Linked DNA regions of Mus musculus: region 1 is linked to region 2. The links are chromatin contacts, found by Hi-C or POLR2A ChIA-PET in ENCODE. All regions are on one chromosome and are shown on one strand. Each heading gives the region's core, a stretch centred on a gene start or an enhancer-like site at or near the end of the contact. The rest is flanking DNA. Distances are from core to core; before and after follow the strand shown.

Region 1 (5,651 bases), core at 437-2,936, 4.1 Mb before region 2:
TCGCCTCCAGATACGAGTGTTACCCTGCACATCATGTGCTTTGCAGTCCCACTGGGGGGACTTTAAACTCCCAAGAAGGCAGAGGCCCCACCCAGAACCTGCTCTTTGTTCATTCACGCATTCAAAAACATACTTGCTTGCATTTCACCTACCCGGATGCTGAACACACAAACCTGGATGAGCCACAGCTGCCGAGAGTACTGAGCAGTAGCAGCAGGCAGGGTGGGGGGAACTAGGTATGTGTCAGAGTAAGCACCACAGAAAGGGCATGCCGCCTGGGCCCCCAGCAGAATGTCCGAGACACACCCGGGGCAGGCACAGCTGAGACCGTGGCACACTACTGATGTTTACAAGCTTAAGGTAGTCTGAGTGGGGGACGGCACAGTTTCAGTTAACAGGACCCAGGACTAGGGAAGCTGGTCTGAACGGGCCTTTCTAGGGGCTGGGTTTCCTTTAGGGAAGAGTCCATGGGGCACGCCTAAAGGTGGGAGATCCCACAACCTGGGAAGTAACTCCAGAGAAAACGGTCCCAGAGAAAACGGTCCCGGGGCGCCCACTGGACAAGAGGGATTTGCCTAAGTCACTGAGGTCCTTTCTGGAGAGAGCCCAGTACTAAAAGCTGAGAGGATTACCAGGCCCTGGTCAGCCTGGCCCTGGCGAGACTTGATTCTAGGTCAGATGGGTGGCTGGAGGGAAACTGGTAGCGGCATTTCTTTTGTATCCCAAACAGTCTGCTTACTGCTCGCTGGGCCTTTGGGTGGCAGCAGGACCAGGAAAGAGACAGACCCTGTGCTGTGCCCACAAAGGAGGAAGCGGGAGGGTCCTTCTCACGTCCTGAAGATGTCTGGGCGCTTCTTCTGCTTCCAGTTACCTCCCTAGTCTCCACTGTGACCTAGTGGAGACCCACTGGTCACAGCCATGTGTGGCCCAGTGGGTAGGACAGGGATTTTATATGTTGAGTGCTGACTTCTGCCAGGGCATCCCTGGGACTGTCTGGGAACACTGGGGGATGGTGGTTGGAAAAAAAACAAAAGCATGCACACCCAAACTATCCTTAAGTCCCTGTAGAGAAACCACAAACCTTTCTCCTGAGGTTTCTCATGGCATGAGGCCTGGTGGACCCCAGGACAAGCAAGGCACCCAGGTTTCTCAGGTTCAATGGAAGCTGGGAATTAGGGTAGCGCTAAGCAATGGAGCAGTCGCAGAGGAGGACACCAGAGAGAGGGTTTGTGGCTAGGCTGTGAGTATAGTGCCTGGGTAAGAGGCCTCTCCCTTTGAGGAACAAGAGGGTGGTACCCCTCTAGAGGGCAGGTATATGCAAGTACAGAGACTTGTTACAGAGCTAGAAGAGTTAATGGTTCATTAGAACTGACCAGGTTCCCACTGAAAAAACCACCCTCTTTAGGTGTACTGAATAGCAAGAATCACCTCAGTGTAGCTCAGCTCAAAGACGCTCTGCATAAGAAGCCAGGGGCTTCCAGATGTTGATGGGCCACACATAGATCCCAGAAGGGAATGCTTGTGTGAAAAATGTGAGGGCCTTAGGAACCCCATGAAGACTCCCACCCAGCTCAAGCCTCAGGAAGGAAATGAAAGCGGCTGCCAGCACTTGGGTACTTCCTCTCCAGCTGGGACATGAGCTGGGGCTTCCCAGCCCTGGTCAGTCACCAGTGTCAGTCCTGTGGCTTTACACCAGGACAGCAGACAACAAGAACACCCGCCGCTCCTCCCCACACGGTTTCAGACCACCCCCTTACCTCCCCCGGGTGTGGTGGCCATTCACAAGGAAGGGATGGGCATTTCTGTAGGGGCACAGCCAAGATTCTGCTAGTAGTACACAACAGGAAACTGAGGCCCAGAGAAGGCTATGGGCAAGTCGGGTCAAGAGAGAACCCCCACCTCCCGGGCTTGGAACTCCAGGAGAGTCTGAGTTAAGCTGTCATTTACAGGGTAACTACTATATCCCAGACACAGAGCTAAATGCTCCGCAGCCCTGTGATCTACTGCAGCCTGCCAGGCAAGCAGCACAGATGTTTTATCGATCAAGAAACAAGCATGAATTAAGTGACTTACCCAAAGTCACCCAGGAAACTACAGATGTGGGTTTCATAATTACGTTCCAACATGGCTTGGGAATACCCTGGGTGACCCTGTTTTAAGAGGCCTACATGCGTCGGGGTGATGGTGGTGATGGCAACGGGGGCCAGGCAGGCAGGTGAGTCTGAGGCCCTGCTGCAGATCCTACCCCCACTACAGACCTCATAAGACATCTTCAAGAGACCTCAGTGACTTAGACACCACACTGCCCAACAGAACCTCCTGTCTTTCTGGGCGTTGTTGCTACACCATTCAATATGATATCCACCAAGAACTTCAAATGGTGGGATTAAGGAACTGAAAACCCCAAATCATCTCATTTTAACTAATACATCTAAACAGCTACACACGCTGGGCTGCTCACACTTGAAGATAGCCTGAGCTACAGAGTAAGACTGTCTCAAAACATAATCCCCAAATTAAAAAACAAAAACACAATCAAATAGGCACAGGTAGCTAGCTACTGATAACTAGGTGGAGTTGTGTAATAGACCTGTGAAAGGTGGGACCCCAAGAAAGAGAAGGACTCCTTAAGCTGTATACCACAAAGGCATCTTGACACCCCGAGCTTAGGACAAGAACCTAGGTAAATATGCTCTGTACAGAGTGATTCTAACTGTTTGTTTGTTTTGGACATGGTCTCTGTAACTGAGGTTAGCATTAAATTCATGGTAACCCCTCTGCTTCTGCAGGATTTCAAGCACTTCCTAGATGACCACTCCTGTCATCACCAGCCTGTGTCCTGGGCTGCTCATGTAACACAAAAATGAGGCACCCAGTATTGACATCCCTCATACATAACCCGTCTGCCCTTACATTCAAGCAAGGTGACACCTGTGGGTATGTGATCACAGGCTAGCATGTCTAACCTTTTGACATCGTGACATAACACTGTCATTACAAAGCTTACACTTGAAAACTATATAGCTGAATCACACACACACACACACACACACACACACACACACACACACACACACTGCAGAAATAGCTCTTAATGTTTTAAGTGGCTATAATTTTGTGTTGGGCTGTATTTATTCTGCTATCTTCAGCAGCCTGTGCTACATGCTGCTGTCTGCTGGGGACCAGAGGTAGCTTCCTGGGTGGTGGCATTGGGCTGGGTCTAGATCCAGCAGAACTGAGAGATGAGAGAGGGTTCCAACTCCGGTCTTATCTTTTTTTTTTTAGTATAGAAGGTGTGAAGAGTTACTCTGTATCTGGTGGACCCAGTCCTTTATTTACTGTGTCAATTACCAATAAACAGAAGGCCAAGTGCCTTCTGCTTAGCTTGAGAGCAGAGGCCATAGACTCAACCTCCAGCATTGCAAAGAATAGAAAAAGAAAGGAAGGGAAGGAGGTAGAATGGAGATGGGGAGGGAGAAAGAGAAGGAATAAGGAAGGGATTAAAGGAGGAAGGGAAGGAGGGAGGAGAAAAGAAGAAAAGGGGGAGGGAAGGGGGAAGAACAGGAGGAAGGGAAGGAAGGAATAGCAGGCAGGCCCTGGGGGCTGCTGCTTCTTTTCCCTTTGAATGATGCTCCCACCCACCACCACCATTTTTCAAAGTCCTCCTAAGGATAAGTAGAGATGGAACCAGATGTTGTAGAATGTTCTCTGTCTATGGCTATTCCACTAATCAGAGACAAACTCTTGGGAGACAGACAAGGTCCTGTAAATCATGAGATGCCTCAGGCTCTGACCCTGGGGACAAGGATTAAATCCTGGGGCAACAAATAGGATGTGAGAAGCCCTGGGGGGGGGGGTGTTCTCTTTAACCTGTCCCCATAGCCCCAGTCTTAGGAAAATGTCCCCATTGCAGTAAAACTTCCCAGACCTGCTTGGGACCCAAGGAGCTACAGGGCCACAATGTCTATTTTCCCTCTCCTCCCTCTCTCCAGGAGAGCTGCCTGGGGAGATCTGGACAAGTTCCAGCAAGTTCCCAGAGCTCTGGGGGATGTGGAGCACTGCCTTTGACCCCTACCATGACAACTGCAAAACAGGAGCTCTGTGACCAGAGAGGGCTTTCGTTTTGTCAGCAGAAGCAAGGGTATCCCCGCTGCAGGATGCTAACCTCCCCTCTTCCACGGCAGAATTACAACACCTTTGCTTCTGGTAACTGTAGTTCTAGGAGCCTCAGTGGCTCCAAAGTCTTCAACAGCTCTCCCACTGCCCTAGGGAATCAAACCTGGGAGGGAGGGAGGGTTTCAGCCATGGGGCACTTAGCCGCCACTGGAGGTTCTGGTCCGCTGACCTCCCATCCAGTACCACACCTCAAGCCTCACTCACTCACATGACATTTATTATCCCGCTCACTCATTTCTGGGAAACTTCAGGCTGATCCAGGCCCAAAGTCACCATTTCCTGCTCCCTTCCCCAGCTCCACCGTACAGACGAGATAGAGCAGCCCTATCAGAGCCCTCAGCCCCACCCTCACCCCCACCCCAAGGTGACTTGTCAAAGGTTACATGTACATGTTGCATGCAGTACAGATACTATTACTGGAGGGCTGGGCCAGAGGAATTGTGTTTATTCTGAACAGTGTCAGAGTTTGTGGGGAGCGCATCCCAGCTGAAATCAATCAGAGGGGCCTCGCTGCAGTAAAATGTCATCAGAGGCTGGACCAGCCCCTCAGGCAGGCCGTTGCCCTAGGCTAGGCCTCACCTGGAGGCAGGGCTGCAGAAGAAGCCACACGATTATGCAGGTCTAAGAGATGAGAAGCCCAGAGTGGGCTTCTAGTGGAAGTCAGGGACACAGCTAGGCTGGCTACGGTGAGAGGAAAATAACCTGGACCCCCTGCCCCAGGATTCTCATCGCGTGGACAGGCAAGGCTTGGCTCCCGGCATCCTCTGGGAGGGGTCCATTGGCAGAGAGACTCTGAAGGAAAGGCAGCACGGTACCCTGTAAGGGTCTTGTTAACAGGGCTGTAAACTGAGATTGCAAACAAAGCCCCTCTCGGCCTTCAATATCCCCCCTCCGCCCCCCCTAGATGGGTCTGGAGGACTCCCTTTCGGGTATGCAGAAAGCCACCCCTTTAGATAGCCCAGGGTCTAGCCAGGAAGAGACTACACAGGGACAGAAATGCAGGTCACTAGTGCTGCCTGGCTTGAGTAGAGGATCAGGGAAGAAGGCGGCAGGGCTCAGTTCAATTGTTAGCTTCCAGCTCTCAGTGAGGGGCCTGTAGAAGACCAGGTGAGGGAAGAGACTTGCTCCATCCCACACCTGCCCTGCTGTGACCTTGGTCTCTCCTCCCCAGGTAATGGCTGTTGTCTGTCTGTCCTTCCAGGCCTAGACGTACTGCTCAGGAGCTCCCTAGGAAGCTGGATGTGCTCTGAGGGTGAGGGCCTTGTTTTTCCCCGAGCGAGCTCCCTTGGGAGGTGGCTGCTGTTTGAAGGCCCGGGAGAGGTTCCCAGGCAGTTGGGGCTTCTGGGGAGCGAGTGCCAGAGCAAGCATAGCCCAGTGGGTATGCTTCGATACCAGGGATAGTGGGCCCTGGAGGAGGACAGCAAGGGGGTGTGGGGCATGGGGCTGTACCATTTGCCAGGTATCCAGACCTCCCT
Region 2 (6,070 bases), core at 3,376-5,875:
GAGGAAATGCATGGTCCCAGGAGTTTTCAAACTTACTAGCTGTTGTTTGTTTTCTTGTTTGGGGAAAGGGTTGGAATATTTGTATAAATCCTACCAGTTTACTTTTAGATTTTGAAGCATTTCCAATTTTGAGTCTTCAGATTAGGGAAACTCAACCTGTACTACTGTTTATACACAGCCTACCCGACCCCATCACCAATTCTATTTAGCTGCCATGCCTCTCTGTGATTTTAAAAATACAAAGCCACTCATCTTGTGCCTGATCTTAATCAACTTGCCACTGTACTGCTCTGGTCCACTCTGGCATGGCCACATCAGCTCAAACGCTAACCAGGCCCTTTCCACCTCGACCCTGCAAACCTCTCAAGTCTTCCTCCAGAAGGGTTCCCCTGGGTGGGACTTTCCAGCACATACAACAAAGCCTCATTCTTGCCACCATTGATTTCCTTCATGCTACCACCTATCATATCCTGAATGTGAATTCTGTGAAATCACATGGTTCAGAGTAGAAGCTCATCATGCCTAAATGAGGAAGGATAAAATGAAGGGGCAGGGAGTGGGGAGGGCCACTGAAGGACTTCGTTCTAGAGATTCCACACTGGCAGATGTAGTCGGTGATCTCCCTTTTCCACAGGACAGGACAGTATGGGCACACATCAAGTCTCACACTCACTCTCAAGTAAGTGCTATGGGAGATGCCAAGATTAATAAGAGCATTTCTTAGCATGCTGTAATAAAGAACTTCAGAATGCTGGGAACCCCAAAGAGAAAGCCTAGAGTTAAACAGAAAGGCTAGATCTGGTGTCAGACACAATTTGACTCTGACCTGTATGTGTGTATGGCCTTGACTGCCTCCAGGACTCAATTTCCCCTTAGCTCAGTGGGGATAATGCCAACCCACCCAGTACCTTGGCTCATTTGAGAGGACAGGATGTCTTAACAGTCAGTGGGTGGCAGTTCTTTTAGCAAGAAAGGACAACAAATTCTTGAATCGATGTGGCTGTAAGGAGGAGGTAAAGCAGGTGCTCAGATAAGCATTAGGAAATAGTCCTCTGTAACACCAACCACGTGACAAGTGCAGATGGTGCCCCTCGCCATTCTCCATCAGCTAGTGTGGACTCAAACCAACACCCCAGTCATCTCTAAACACAGCATGTGCTGCTTTGGGGGCACAGGAGCTCCACCCTGGCTCTTGGACACAGGCTACATGGCCAGTTGTGGGAATTCCTCACAAAGCACAGATAGACATCACATGACCTTGGGGGCCTTTCTTTTCAACCCTGCAAGTTACTTTTAAAAACCCGAATGCGTTCCAGGACAGCCAGGGCTACACAGAGAAACCCTGTCTCAAAAAAGAAAAAAGAAAGAAAGAAAGAAAGAAAGAAAGAAAGAAAGAAAGGAAGGAAGGAAGGAAGGAAGGAAGGAAGAAAGAAAGAAAGCAAGCTGGAGAGATGACTCAGCAGTTAAGAGCACTTACTGCTCTTTATTCAAGAAGGCCAGCGTTCGGGTTACCAGCACCTATCTTAAAGGTTAAGGACTGCCTATAACAGCAGCTTCAAGACATCAGATGCTTGGATACCTTCTTCTGACATCCTTGGGCACCAGGCACATATGTGGTGTGTGTATATGTGTGTATATATTTATATGTATATGCATATATGTATGTGGGCAAAACACTCATACAGAAGATAAAATGAAACTTTTTTTTAAAAATTGAATTAAATATGTTTCATGTACCCACAGAACATATTGGTAGGCAATTCGGATAACAGTTTTTCTAGTGCCATGGAAAAACCATGCCTAGAAAGCCAAGGCCCACTAAACTGGACTAATGAGCAAGTATAGACCAATAAAGAACACGATGCTCAGAGAAGCTGGAATTCTGGGAGGCTTGGAGACTTCCAAAAATAACATCCAAAGTTTTGCTAGGACATGAAGGTCATGTGCTGCATGGCCTGAGGACTGCAGCCCTCGCTAACTTTAGTGTCAGCTTCTCTACAACAGTGTGCTTGGTGCAGACCATTTATTGGCAACTGCAGCATGGCTTGCTTACTTGCAGCACAGGTTCCAGAACATGGAGTTACTTGCAAACACTTTGCTGTATGGAGCATTACATGGGTTAGTACACGCGAGGGAAGAATAAAGAGGCTCTATGGGAGAAGAGAACGGTGGGGCCCTGAGAAGGAACAACGAGAGGACTGCGCACAGAGCAAGTCTGAACAAGCAAACAGGAGCAGGAGTGGGAGACGATCAAAATGATCTCCATAAGAAAAGGACAAATAAACCTGGTGGTGGTGGCGCACACCTTTAATCCCAGCACTGGGAGGCGGATTTCTGAGTTTGAAGCCAGCCTAATCTACAAAGTGAGTTCCAAGACATCCAGGGCTACACAGAGAAACCCTGTCTTGAAAAAAACCAAGGGGAAAAAAAAAAAAAAAGAAAGAAAAGAAATAGCAGCTGAAATGATCTCTTTCAACAAACAATTGATCTTCAACAAAACTATCAAATGGATCAATTTACAAGTGGCTGTTATCAGATGGGGAGACAGCACTGAGCATCCAAAGACTCTGCCACTCACCCTAATTAAGACGTGGAGAAGACAAATTGAAACATCACCAATTCTAACACGCAAACCAAATTCTGCCCTTGGGAATTTCAATTTCAGGCCTGTGCTTAAAATCTATGTGCATTAACTCTGACAGCATATCAGAAAACATGACACATGTCTCCTGATCACCCTAAATACAACCTCCAAAAACCATTCAAGTTTGAAAAATATGTGTCAAGCTGTTTCTAAATAAACCAGCAACTAACACAACAACTTGCATTCATGCAAGTTCTTTTCTTCATGGGGGAAGGGGTTTGAGTGGCAAAATAATCAGAGACATGGTATGTAAGGGCAGACTATATATAGTATGTTGCTAGCCTTATTAACAGAACCTGATGCCTTTTGGAGAGCTCCTCCTTATTCTCAGATGCGGCTAAAAGAACTAAGAGTTTCAAAAATTCAAGGTCAGAATGGGCTACACGAGAACCTACATCCAAAGACAAGAAAAAGACTTTAAAAATTTTTTTATTGTATGTGAATAGATGGTTTGCCAGCATGTATATCTGTGCACCACATGTATGTTTGGTGCCAGTGGGGGCTACAAGAGGGCATCAGAGACCCTGGAACTATAATTATAGGTGCTTATGAGCCTCCGCATGGGTGCTTGGAATTGGACTCAGGTCCCCTGGAAAAGCATCCAGTACTCTTAACCACGGAGTCATTTCTCCAGCCCAAAAAATAATTAAAATAGAAAATAATTATAAAGTGCCATAGTAACTTATTTATTTTATTTACATGAGTATACTGTAGCTGTCTTCAGACACACTGGAAGAGGGCATCAGATCCCATTACAGATAGCTGTGAGCCACCATGTGGTTGCTGGAATTGAACTCAGGACCTCTGGAAGAGGAGTAAGTGCTCTTAACCTCTAAGCCATCTCTCCAGTTCACCATGGTAATTTCTGCACAAAACACATAATGCTCATTAGCTCATGTATTCTTTGACTATAAGTAGTTATGCAAAGAACATGTGTGTAGAAAAATATGTAAAAGGATAGGTAACAATAAAAATATTTGCGCTATAAAAAAATTCATCAGGGCTTTGGAGATGGCTCAGTAGATAAAAGATTTGTGGTACAAGCAAGAAGATTTGCATTTGGATCCCCCAAAACCCACGGAAAGCGGGCATGGTAATGCTTACTTAGCATGTGGCTAGCACCTCCAGGCTCCTACAATGAAGTGAGATGGAAGGAAGAGATTCAAGACTACCCAGGGCTTGTCAGCTAGGGATCCTGGCATACAAAGCAATTAACACAAGAGAGTGTCTCCAACAAATCAGAAGGTATAGACCAACACCTGAGACCGCCTCTGACCTCCGTATGCCCACCATGCATGCATGCACACACATTCATGTGCATACGTATATGCTATATTGTTTTCACCATCATCAATAAGATTAGCATGGACACAGATTCTGAAGCCCTGAAGGAGAGCTTAGTTTGATTCCAAGAGTATGGTCTGGTAACGGGGCTGATGCTAACACAGCAGCAGGGCAGTGCGACATATAAGCCTTGCACTCTGAGAGCCCGGAACTCCATATGCCCAGCCCTAATTAGCATGTGATACCCGGCAGCTTCTGAACCACCCTAGGGAGATGTTTTCTTGTCTTTAACACAGAGCTAATAAGACCTACCTCATATGCAAATGAGGCCAAGTCCACGGCCCAGAAGAGTGTATGCTTAGTAACTATGTGCAGACAGGATCATTAGTAGCACATACATCTGAAGGAAAAAGTACACTTACAAGTCAAAGGACGATCCTAAGGCACAAGAAATGGCCACACTGTAATAGATGGATGTTCGTCTTCCACCACCACAGAATGATTCCTCTCTGACAACAAGCAGGCCATCCCATTCTCTGTGTGGTCACCTATACTGTGCTATAAAGAACCAAAAGGATCCATCCCAAAAACATTCTCCTAGAAGGGGAAAAAGCCATACAGTTTCAGCAACAGCAAGACCTTGTTTCAAAAAGGAAGAGGAGGAACGGCAGCGGCAGCAATAGCAGGCTCCTGCAGTGGTTTCAGACTGAGCAGACTCCAGATAGAAGTGACAGACTAAAACCAAAACAAGCCAAGCCCAGAGTTATACAGCTAGGATCTGCAGACAGATGGCAACAGTAAGGCAAGCTTTGAGTTTCTAGAATGGTTGATAATAAACTCAAAATAAAAACAATCCTGTTATTCCACCATGATCTTCAGACACAGACTGCCATAAAATCAGGATGCTTCTGGCATCAAATATTATGAAAGCATATTGTTTTCAGCTTCCTATGTTAGGTAAAAAGTAGTTTTCTACGAGTTGTCAAAATAATAAATCAGTTTTAATCATTCTGTATAATTGAGCAAAAGTTTAAAAAAAATGTTGTTCACTCCCTTCTATGGGAACATAAACAGTGTCAGAAGAAGAAAACTCTCGGCGCTGCTTTCTTAGATACCTGGATTAGAATGATCACCCTTTGAGATGTCTTTGTGTTCCTCAAATCCCCAAACCAAGCCACCCCGAGCAGCTGCTCACTGGCCAACTGGTCTGCAGATTTCAGTGGACAACAAAAGGTTACCTTAATTCAATAAGATAATCAGCACACAGTTCCCCACCACCCAGAGTCTTACCATCTGCAAGGCGGCAGAGCCAAATGCCTATAAAACAACTGGCAGCATGCAGACAGGTCCTTGTGTCTCTTGTGTCAGTGAAACTTCTCTTAGCAACAGCTAAAAAGAAACTGAACTTAAGAGAGAAAGAGGGGGAAAAAGAAAGAGGGGGAGAGGGAGAGAGAGAGAGAGAGAGAGAACGGACGGAAAACCTTAAGCCATCACGATCCAAAAAGTTGTTATTCTAAGGCCACTAAGGTTCACCAGCCAGATGGGTAATATGTTTTATTCAATTACATCTTGTATGAGGATAACAAAGCTCAAGGCAGACATGATCTGGATCTTGTCTTTGTTCAAGAACCTTCCAAGTTACAACAGGCATTCAGTGTGTACATATAAGTTTGTATGTGTGACTGTTTGTGAGTGTGTGTCTGTATGTAAGTATATGTGTGTGTATGTTAGAAAGATAATCGAAGACCTAATCACAAGAGCAACTTCAAAGCCAGAGACTAGTATCAATTTAGGCTGCAACATGACATCTCTACACCAACCAGGTACTAAACTCCTCTCCAAGCTTGGTAACAAGTGCCTTTTTACCTGCAGCCACGTATTCTAGTTACATCTGCTTCCCAGTGTGCAGGAAAACTGTCAACCCTACAGAACTTAGCTGTAGTATACATAGGAAACACTATTATACCCCTCACTATGATCACTGGTTTTTCACATTTCTGCCTCTTTTCTATCTTATGCTCACACCCATCACTTATTCGTGTTGTGATGTTTGCTGAACCACCCGACAGTGCGCTCAGACACCCTGGCACGTCAGCATGAAACCCTTTAGGAGGACTCTCCTAACTCACAGGGATAAAGACT

The links. A loop is a pair of places that touch in the nucleus more often than their neighbours do. ChIA-PET counts read pairs that join two places held with the same protein, here RNA polymerase II (POLR2A).
Region 1: a map of T-helper 1 cell shows a loop between it and region 2 (5-fold over the local background). The contact joins two enhancer-like sites. A Hi-C loop is called at or near these places in 1 of 37 maps with a recorded cell type or tissue (T-helper 1 cell). POLR2A ChIA-PET finds 5 or more read pairs at or near these places in 1 of 5 experiments (Patski).

The regions. Positions count from the first base shown.
Region 1 is chr14:25,610,891-25,616,541 of GRCm38, reverse strand. All of the region lies in intron 6 of Zmiz1 (zinc finger, MIZ-type containing 1), which reads right to left. Among named protein-coding and RNA genes, the nearest start is that of Gm45915, 10 kb to the right of the region's middle. Within about 2 kb of position 1,686, at least 2 of the 3 ENCODE cell types and tissues checked have a DNase peak (open chromatin) inside an H3K27ac peak, as active enhancers do.
Region 2 is chr14:21,532,866-21,538,935 of GRCm38, reverse strand. All of the region lies in intron 2 of Kat6b (K(lysine) acetyltransferase 6B), which reads right to left. Among named protein-coding and RNA genes, the nearest start is that of Kat6b, 36 kb to the right of the region's middle. Within about 2 kb of position 4,625, at least 1 of the 3 ENCODE cell types and tissues checked has a DNase peak (open chromatin) inside an H3K27ac peak, as active enhancers do.